Regions from separate parts of the Homo sapiens genome. Here region 2 is linked to region 1. A link is a contact called in ENCODE Hi-C or POLR2A ChIA-PET data. All regions are on one chromosome and are shown on one strand. The core of a region is the stretch at or near the end of the contact, and the rest is flanking DNA. Distances in the headings are between cores, read along the strand shown.

Region 1 (4,702 bases), core at 1,630-4,129:
CACACATAAACACTCTACTTTAAAAATGTCAATATATTCAAATTTTGTAACATAGTGTTATATGTAATAGTCTTTGCAAAGTTAAAAGAATTCATTTATTTTGGAACTGAAATTAATGCATCACCTAGTTTGACTAATCTTTGGAAAATTGGGCTAATAGAATATTGGAAGGTGTGGGAAGAATTGTAATAGAGACCAGAAAACTAAGCAGTTTTTAAAAAATGTAATTATTAAGTTCAAGAAAAAAGCAAATGGTTAATAAAACATAACCATAGCCCGTATATTATAACATTAAGTTCTGACTGCTATCTGCATGGGCATAATAAAATGAATAATGAATATTTAACTATACATAAAATGTGAATAGAGGGTGAGGAAATGAAGAATGAAAAAAGTGGGAACAGACAACTCTGGTAGACTCAGGTATGATTTTCTTAGATCTTCCTGACTCACTTCAATATCTGATATTAAACTCTACTGGGGCTGCTGTGAGCAACCTTCTTGTTTCTGGCCCTTACTGTAGCATGTTACTTACAGGGGCTATACCTTCCTTAATACAACACCCATCCCTCCTCTACTCTACTATGGTGGGGTTTTTTTTTGGGTAGTTGCTGCCTCTAAGTGAATTTAGAAAGATAATCAGAGGAAGGAGGGTGGGTAGAGGGAAAATGAATAAATTTGTAGTCACCAGCTATCAGATAGGTTTGGATTGTACACATAATTAATATGGAGAAAAATTGTTTCATTTTCTCATGATCCTCATTTTCTCCCTCGAGACATTAGCTGTCACCTTCAGAAATATTTCTTTTTTTCTTTTTTTTTTTTTGAGACAGAGACTCGCTCCATCGCCCAGGCTGGAGTGCAGTGGCATGATCTCGGCTCACTGCAACCTCCGCCTTTTGGGTTTAAGTGATTCTCCTGTCTCAGCTTCCCGAGTAGCTGGGACTACAGGTGTGTACCACCATGCTCGGCTGATTTTTGTATTTTTAGAAGAGACGGAATTTCGCCTTGTTGGTCAGGCTGGTCTCGAACTCCTGACCTCATGATCCACCCGCCTCCGCCTCCCAAATGCTGGGATTATAGGCGTGAGCCACCGCGCCCGGCCTACTTTTAGAAATATTTCTAAAGATGAATTCCAAAAGACTAAAACAGGCTTTTCTTCCCCCCTCTCATACAAGAACACATTTCTTCATTTAACAAGTTAAATATATAATACTAATAAATAATTCACAATACTCAAAATGAAGATAATAACTTTAAAGAAGAGGAATTATGAAACAGGATAAGTGGCCAGTGCTGTTTCTGAACACAACAATGCCATTTACTCTCGAATTTAGCCACACGGCACCTTTCTCTTCCTCATTAAAACCCTGGCCACATATTGCTGCTTCTGCCATCTAAGGTCTGTTCTTTAAATAGCACATGGAACTCCGACCGGTATGACCTTTCTTGTTGGCAGGTCATCTGAGGATATTAACTGGAGTACTTTGTCCCACAGTTCCCAGAAGAGCAGGAGACCTCAATATTCTAAGAAGCTTCACTGTTGAAAGTCTAAGTAGTTTGCCAAAAATGATTGATTTTCTTTACACTAAGGAAATTTCTCTTGTGTTTGCAATAAGTAGCTATCAAAGGGACATTTGTGGTTCTAAATTAGTTCCAGTACCTGTAAAGAGACCCATCCCAGCAAGGTGCGGTGGCTCACGCCTGTAATCCCAGCACTTTGGAAGGCCTAGGCAGGTGGATCACGAGGTCAGGAGTTCGAGACCAGCCTGACCAACATGGTGAAAGCCCATCTCTATTAAAAATACAAAAATTAGCTGGGCGTGGTGCTGCGCGCCTGTAATCCCAGCTATTCAGGAGGCTGAGGCAGGAGAATCACTTGAACCCAGCAGGTGGAGGTTGCAGTGAGCTGAGATCGTGCCACTGCACTCCAGCCTGGGCGACAGAGTGAGACTCCATCTCAAAATAAAAAAAGACCTATTCCTGAGAGGAGGCAGGCAGTGGGGAGACAGATGTGTTTCAGGAGCATGGAGGGAAGTTATCTGAAAAATGCTGGCTGCAAAGGGCAAGCGGCCACTCCTGCAAGGAGGTCTCAACACAGTATGACCAAGGGCCCTGCAGGTGGCAGAGCACAGCAAAAGCACAGCAAGAGCATGTGGTATTTATTCAAAGCCAAGGGAGGTAGGCAGGAAACCAGAATGCAGCTTAGTGAGGGCAAGAGCAAGGCAGGGCCCCAGCCCCAGCAAGACTGAGCAATGAAATGGCTTTAAAATAACAACAATCTGCAGTTATCAAAACTGGGGCCAAAATGGCAGACACCCTGAAATAAACTGGTGAAATGCAATCTTAAAACAGATGAACAGCAAATGAGCTAGAATCTTGGAGACTATTTGGTTGCCTCATATGATTTATAGGACTGGAGCAATGTTGCTGATCCTTATACTGAAATTTATGTCACGGGGAGAAAATATAATTCTAACTTACTAGAGAACCATGATTGAAGCTACTCAGGGCTGAGTGGGCAGAAGTATATCTTTGTCTCTGAGGGAAATTGTAAGACTTGCTTGTAGTTTATAAAAGTCATCCATAATTTTTAATCTTTTGTTTTGGGGGTCAGCCAAAATCCTACACCCTAACTATTGTAATCCAGGCGAGTGAAGGCAGTAATCTGAATTACCATGGTGATTGAGGGTTGGGGAGAAGGTGATGGGCTGAAACAATGACTGGAGTGGAAAGGGGGAAGGGGGCAGGAATTCAGGAATTGTGAGCAGGGAATTATTATAAAGAATGGTTCCCTGGTTTCTGCATTGGCTTGAACAACTCTGAGTGGACAGTGATGCTCATAGGAAGTGGGGACGGTCAGATGCCGGAATGCAAAATCCGGTCTCACTTTGTACTTCCTGTGTGAACCTGAGTCAGTTACTCAACCTCTCTGAGGATACAACAAATTTGAGAGTTCATATTTTGGTACATATGAGAGTCTATTAATTGTTAAGCCCTACAGTAAGTGATGAGAGTAATAAGACAAATAGAATACAGCTCTTGAATTCATTTTTTGCAGTCAGCTAGGAGAGACATGCAAAAACAATTAGCAAAATACAATGGGAGAAGCGCTAAAATATCTGTGTGCATAAAGCATTCAGTAAGCCCAGAATAATGTACTCTGCTTGCAAATATGGGGATAAGGAAGGTCTCATGTAGACGTGAGGAAAGAAGAATGGACATTGGAGCTAGGCTTGAATGAATAGTTTCACCAAAATACATTTTCTTTGTGATCTTAGACAAATTAATCTCTCCGAGCCTTAGTTTCCTCAGTTGGGGTTAATGATAGTACTTGTCTCAAGGAATGATGGTTAAATGAAATAATGCATGAAAAATCCTCAGCACAGTGCCTGTTACACAGCAAGAACTCCATGAATGTTTGCTATTTTTATTACCATTATTGCTATGGAGAGCCCTGGGAGTCAGTCAGCTCTGATGGACTCAATGATGTATCAAAGTCACAGCTAGTTAGTACCAGAGACTGGACCAGGATCCAGGCTGCCACTTTTATTCTCTAAAATGAAAGGAGAGCTCTGCCCTCGTCCAATTCCACTTTTTCCACTGAAGATTAAATTGGATTCTTTTATGTAAAGTGGACTCTCCAAGTGACTTTTCCCAAAGGAAAGTTTTGAATGAAATCATTTACCATTTGAATGAGCTCATATCCAAAAGGAGCACCCATTTGGATAGAGCCGATCAGTCTGCAGTATATACAATTTCACTTTGCTTACTGGTCATCTCCATTTTTTTTCCAGGCTACATATTTTTCTTATTTCAGCCTTCTAAACTCCCTGTTCTCTGCAGCCTATTTAATTGACTTTCATATCAAAGGAAAGTGAAAGCAAAAATAGGTTTTACTTATAATCAACATGCATTTACTGTTTGTCGTGATTTAGAAGCTCTTTGCTGGCACTATGGAAAGAGGCAAAAAAAAAAAAACAAAAAAAAAAAGCGTAGCCTCCATTTTTGAAATAGTTAAAGCAAGCCAGATCCACATAAAATAAGAAAACAGTAATTCTAGAACAATGTATAGATATTCTACAGTGATACGGGGTGGATTGAATACATTTATACAAAGGAGGCAAATTAAATTGGTGTTCTATTGAGTTGGAGTTAATGAGGATGTACAGAGAGAAAACAGTCAATCATTTCTGTGGCAAGCGCCATGTTAGGTGCTCCTATAGAGTATCTAAAGAAAATGATGTCTGAGTTAGCTCAAGAAAATGGTAATGGACTCAGATTGGCAAAGAGAAAGGCAGGCAAGTGGTTCTCATCAGAATCACCAGGTCCTTAAAAAAAAAAGCACAACACAACAAAACAAAAAAACCAAAAAAACCCCAAAACTTTTGTGTCCAGGCCGCACCCTCAGCGATTCTGCCTCAATTCCTCAGGGTGAGCAGCCCAGGTGTCCAGCTTTATGAAGGTTCCCAGGGCAATCTATTTTGCAACCTGGGCTGAAAACCTCTGCTTTAGGGCAAAGGCTGGATGATGACTATGCCCAAGTCCTGGGTGGAGAGAGGCAGGCCTGCGGTATTTCTTCTTCCGGATTGCAATGGAAACATGACTTCCCCCAATTTGCCTAGGATGAGAGTAAAGTGAATGCATTGGGTTGTGAACATGTGAACGTTTGCCTGGGGAGGGTCAAGGTGAGGATTTGGGA
Region 2 (4,702 bases), core at 1,324-3,823, 170 kb before region 1:
GGGCATGCACCAGCACACCCAGGTAATTTTTATATTTTTTGTAGAGACAGGGTTTTGCAATGTTGCTCAGGCTGGTCTCGAACTCCTGAGCTTAAGTGATACACCCACCTCAGCCTCCCAAAGTGCTGGGATTACAGGCCTGAGCCACTGCACATGGCCTTATATTAATATTAATACTTTAAGTTCTTAAAGGTATTTGGGTCTGTTTCTGGGGTCTTTATTCTCCATTAACAGCTTTCTTATTTCTTATAATTTCTCTACCTATAAAATATCTTAATATTGGATAAAACTATTTCTTCATTATTTCATTTACAGTTGTATTGGCTATTCTCACTCCTCTATTATTCTACAAGACCTTTACAACATTTTGTCAGTCTCCAAAAAAATCCTATTGATATTTTGATTGGAATTACAATTGCTTCAGGGAAAAGAAACTATATTGTTTCATTCACTCCTATCTTTCGGGTTCCCATATTAATCAGGATAGGATGGACTGTTGCAAGAATAATTAAATTTTCAAATCCCAGGGTATTATTTCAACAAAATTTTGTTTCTCACTCATGTAAATTCCTGTGCAATTGGGCCACTCTCCAGGACAGGGGTCCTCACTTTAGGGGCCCCACTGTCCAGGCTGTTTTGATCTTACAGCTCTGCTCTCTCAACATGCTGAGGACGATGGAAGAGATAACTTCCGGTCCTGTCTAGTTAGGTGGAGTGGTAAAACCAATCCTGGTCAATGGACTTTGAGTAGCAGTGATATGTCTCACTTCAGGATCAAAGCTTAGAAAAGCAGGTGTGAATTTTCCCTGTGATCTTTTCCTTTGTTGGTCAATTTCGGAGCCCATGACTTGAGATGACAGAACCAGCGACAGAAATCTTTTCAATAACTGAGCCACTTCATCACACAGGGCAGTTGCCCAGGGAACTCACCTGACTCACATCAGACCCACAGCTTTATTGTATTAAGGCCACTGAGATTCCAGGCGAAAGTTGCTACTGCAATGTGAAAAAACTTATCCTGACTGGAAAAAAAAAAAATGCTGAGGCCAGTAGTGGTAAGCTGTTGAAAAAAAATTAAAATACTGGCTTAGCAGTCAGCTGATGACAGAGAGGAAACTGATATCAGATGCTGGGAAGAAGGCAACACATTTGGTAAAGGTTTTGCTTGTGATTACCTTGCAAGACCATTCACCTATTGTACTGCTGCTATTATATATGTGGTTGCTTCTGGTTGTGTTTGGCAAAGTACTGGGAGGGAAGAGAGAGAGAGAGAGAAGCAACTCCAGAAAGAAATGACCAGTTTATAATGAATAATAAAAGGGAATAAAGATAATCCAAAAATTTGGAGTCTTATAAATTTGAAAAAACCAACTGCTTTTAGATTCAGAATCTGAAGAGTTTAAAGGCTTTGAGTAAAAAGTGCTAGGAAAAAAGAAAAAAAATATATATATATGTATATGTATACACACACACACACATAGATACATACATACATACTTGTGTGTGTATCAGTTGATTAAATGCCTCAGGGCAAAGGTTAGATCAACTTTTACAACTTGTTAAAACTTTAGAGGATTAAAATTACTTAAATCGAGGTCCTGGCCACGAAGGTGCGGGGGAGAGGCAGAGGGAGGATGTTTTGAGGACAAGAAAGCACAAGAATGAAGCAGAAATAAAAGAAGTCCCTCAAACACAATTCTAAATATGGTTATTTGCTCATGGAAATGTCTGGAAGCAGATAGATGGGGCCTCCTGGTTTTTGAGGTAGTCGTTCAGTAGTACAAAGAAACTGTAAGCCTGGTCTAAAAAGCCTGAGGCACCACCCTAATTCAGGGCAGGACGTGGAAAGCTGTGTAGCTCAATACTTCAAGTATGACCAAGGCAGATAATAGAACAGAAAGGACTTCCCAGAGGGTGGAGCCAATGAGCTCTGAGAACTGCCCTACACCCTGGGGGAATGGGCCCTGGAAGTCAAGTTTGTACCTGTGGCCGTGTCCCCGAGCAGAGTTGTTTGAACCCACATTGGGCAGTTGTCCTAAGTTTGACTAATCAGATTCTCTCAGAACTTTGTAACTGAGACTGAGATGTTCTTGTTTCTTTGAGAAGTTTGCTTGTTCTGAGGTAATAAGAACGGAGGACTTTATGGGAGTGGCCATCTTTTACCTATCAAGTGTGCTGAGAATGCTGTAGAGAAAACTGGTCTTTTCTGTAGAGAAGAGAAAAGAATACTTCTTGTGGAGAAGACATGAGAAACCATATTTATGGGGGCAAGGTGCAGGCAGTGGGGCAGGGAAGAGGGAGAGGGACACAGAGATTTGAAACATGATTCTGCCTGTTCCTGAGAGCTTTCTAGTCTCCTGGCTCCCCCAGGGTCAAGCTCCTATAAGGACCAGCTGTACTCCTATAAGTTCCAGGAGGCACCCATGTATCATTACAGTCCATCTCCTTTTCTTGTTTAAGTTTGTTTGGGTTGGTTTCTCTTTCTTAAAATCAAAAGACCCTTGACTGAGGAAGTGCCCGTATCTTATCACTGCAAAACATCTCCAGGAAGGAACCTCCCCTTCCTTCCTGCTGTGTACGTTGTGGTCACAGCACGACAGTGAGATTTCTCAGTAATCCCTGATTTCAAAGTAATTACAGGGGAAAAGGAGTAGCTGAAAAATTGGCTCATGCCTCCATCTCCATCTAGAATGCCCAGTGTTAAGGATGACCTCTTTAATAACAACACTGAGAACAGCAGCAATAATATGAAAAGAAAACATAATGATTCCTATTGTCCTTAATTTCATACTCAGGTTAAGGAGGAGGAGGAATATTTACTCTTTATTTCCTTTATCAATTCACTCTCCTGCTCTCTGGAAAGGTTTTCTACCTTCTCATTCTCCTACTTAGAGCGTCCCTTCTCTTTCCTTACTCTCAGCTGATGAACTTATTTTTTATTCCACTGAGAAAAAAAGAATAACTAGGAGATAATTTTATTATCCTTCCAGCACCAAATCTACCAAACTGCCAGCAAGGTACCCATTTACTTGGCCCTCCCTCCTGTTCCTATCAGTGCTTAAAGTTCTATCAAAGCCCAATAGAACTTCCTGAGATGATAGAAATATTCTGTACCTGTCTCTCCTCAAGGCAAAGCCGAGAGCCACACATAACTATTGAGTGATTGGAACATGGCCAGTGAAATTGAGGAACTGAATTTTACATTTTATTTAATTTCAATTAATTTAAATGCATATAGCCATATGTGGCTAGTGGCTGCTGTGTAGGACAGCTGAGGTATACAGAAGTCTTTTGAGGAGTTTTGCTATAAAGGAACAGAAAATGGGGTGGATAGTCACAGAGGGATGGGGGTCAAAGCAACAGCACTTTAAAAAAAAAGGTAAATAACATTTTAGCATGCTGGTAGGAAGGATTCATAGAACAGACAAAAAGATTACACAGGAGAGAAAGAAGGGTCAGTTGCATGTCTCAAAAGAAAGCATACACATAGCCAATAAGTGCACGAAAAATGCTCAACATCACTGATCATTAGAGAAATGAAATCAAAACCACAATGACGTACCATTTCACACCAGTCAGAATGGCTACTATTAAAAAATCAAAAAATAACAGATGCCGGTGTGATTGCAGAGAAAAGGTAATGCCTATATGCTGCTGGTAGGAATGTAAATTAGTTCAGCCACTGTAGAAAACAGATTGGAGGTTTCTCAAAGAACTCAGAACTACCATTCGATCCAGCAGTCCCATTGTTGGGTATATATCCAAAAGGAATATAAATTTTTCTACCGAAAAGACATATGCACCCATATGTTCACTGCAGCACTATTCACAATAGCAAAGACATGGAATCAACCTAGGTGCCCATCAATGATGGACTGTACAAAGAAAATGTCATACATATACACCATGGAATACTATGCAGCCATAAAAAAGAATGAGATCATGTCTTTTGCAGCAACAGGGATGCAGCTGGAGGTCACTATCCTAAGCAAATTAATGCAGGAACAGAAAACCAAATACCACACGTTCTTACTTATAAGTGGGAGCAAAACATTATGTACACATGGACACAAAGAAAAGAACAATAGACGCTGGGACCTAACTGAGTGGGGAGGATGGGAAGAGGGTGAAGGTAAAAAACCAACCTGTCATGTACTGTGCTAACTACCTGGGTGACAAAATCATTTGTACACCAAATCCCAGTGACATGCAATTTACCTGTGTAACAAACCTACACAACTACCACAGAGCCTAAAATAAAAATTGAGAAAGTAAAATAAATAAATAAATAAATAAATAATGCTTAGAAACAAACAAACAAACAAACAAAAACTAGAAGAAGAAAGAAGGCTCAATTATAAAAGGAAAGTTGATTCTAGATAGGAGCAGGCCATTGTATATAGATGCACTGTCTAATATAACAGCCACTAGCCATACGTGGCTATTTAAATGTAAATTGATTTAAATTTAATAAACCTCTAAATTTAATTCCCCACTCACACTAGTCACATTTCAAGGGGCTATCATATTGGATGTAATTTCCATCATTGAAGAAACTTCTTTTGGACAGTGTTGCTGTATACTTTCTGTCTTCATTTTATATCATCATTCCATGTTTTGAAAAAAGTTTTAAACTTTTAAATCAAATTTATATAGGTGCATAGATTAGAGAGCCAAAAAGTGCTGCAATTGACAACTTTTC

The links. A loop is a pair of places that touch in the nucleus more often than their neighbours do. ChIA-PET counts read pairs that join two places held with the same protein, here RNA polymerase II (POLR2A). Pooled maps may share reads with other maps.
Region 2: a map of naive thymus-derived CD4-positive, alpha-beta T cell shows a loop between it and region 1 (6-fold over the local background). The contact joins two enhancer-like sites. A Hi-C loop is called at or near these places in 4 of 168 maps with a recorded cell type or tissue (CD4-positive, alpha-beta memory T cell, CD8-positive, alpha-beta T cell and naive thymus-derived CD4-positive, alpha-beta T cell), 7 of 37 single-sample maps with no recorded cell type and 12 of 50 pooled maps. POLR2A ChIA-PET finds 5 or more read pairs at or near these places in 14 of 52 experiments (B cell, CD4-positive, alpha-beta T cell, CD4-positive, alpha-beta memory T cell and 9 more).

The regions. Positions count from the first base shown.
Region 1 is chr12:47,191,453-47,196,154 of GRCh38, reverse strand. The region is part of intron 2 of PCED1B (PC-esterase domain containing 1B); the gene reads right to left. Among named protein-coding and RNA genes, the nearest start is that of MIR4698, 6.0 kb to the right of the region's middle. Within about 2 kb of position 2,879, at least 4 of the 41 ENCODE cell types and tissues checked have a DNase peak (open chromatin) inside an H3K27ac peak, as active enhancers do; they include B cell and CD8-positive, alpha-beta T cell, where a contact is called at or near this core.
Region 2 is chr12:47,358,747-47,363,448 of GRCh38, reverse strand. The region is part of intron 1 of LINC02416 (long intergenic non-protein coding RNA 2416); the gene reads right to left. Among named protein-coding and RNA genes, the nearest start is that of MIR4494, 3.2 kb to the left of the region's middle. RefSeq lists a silencer at 1,818-1,867. Within about 2 kb of position 2,573, at least 8 of the 41 ENCODE cell types and tissues checked have a DNase peak (open chromatin) inside an H3K27ac peak, as active enhancers do; they include B cell and CD8-positive, alpha-beta T cell, where a contact is called at or near this core.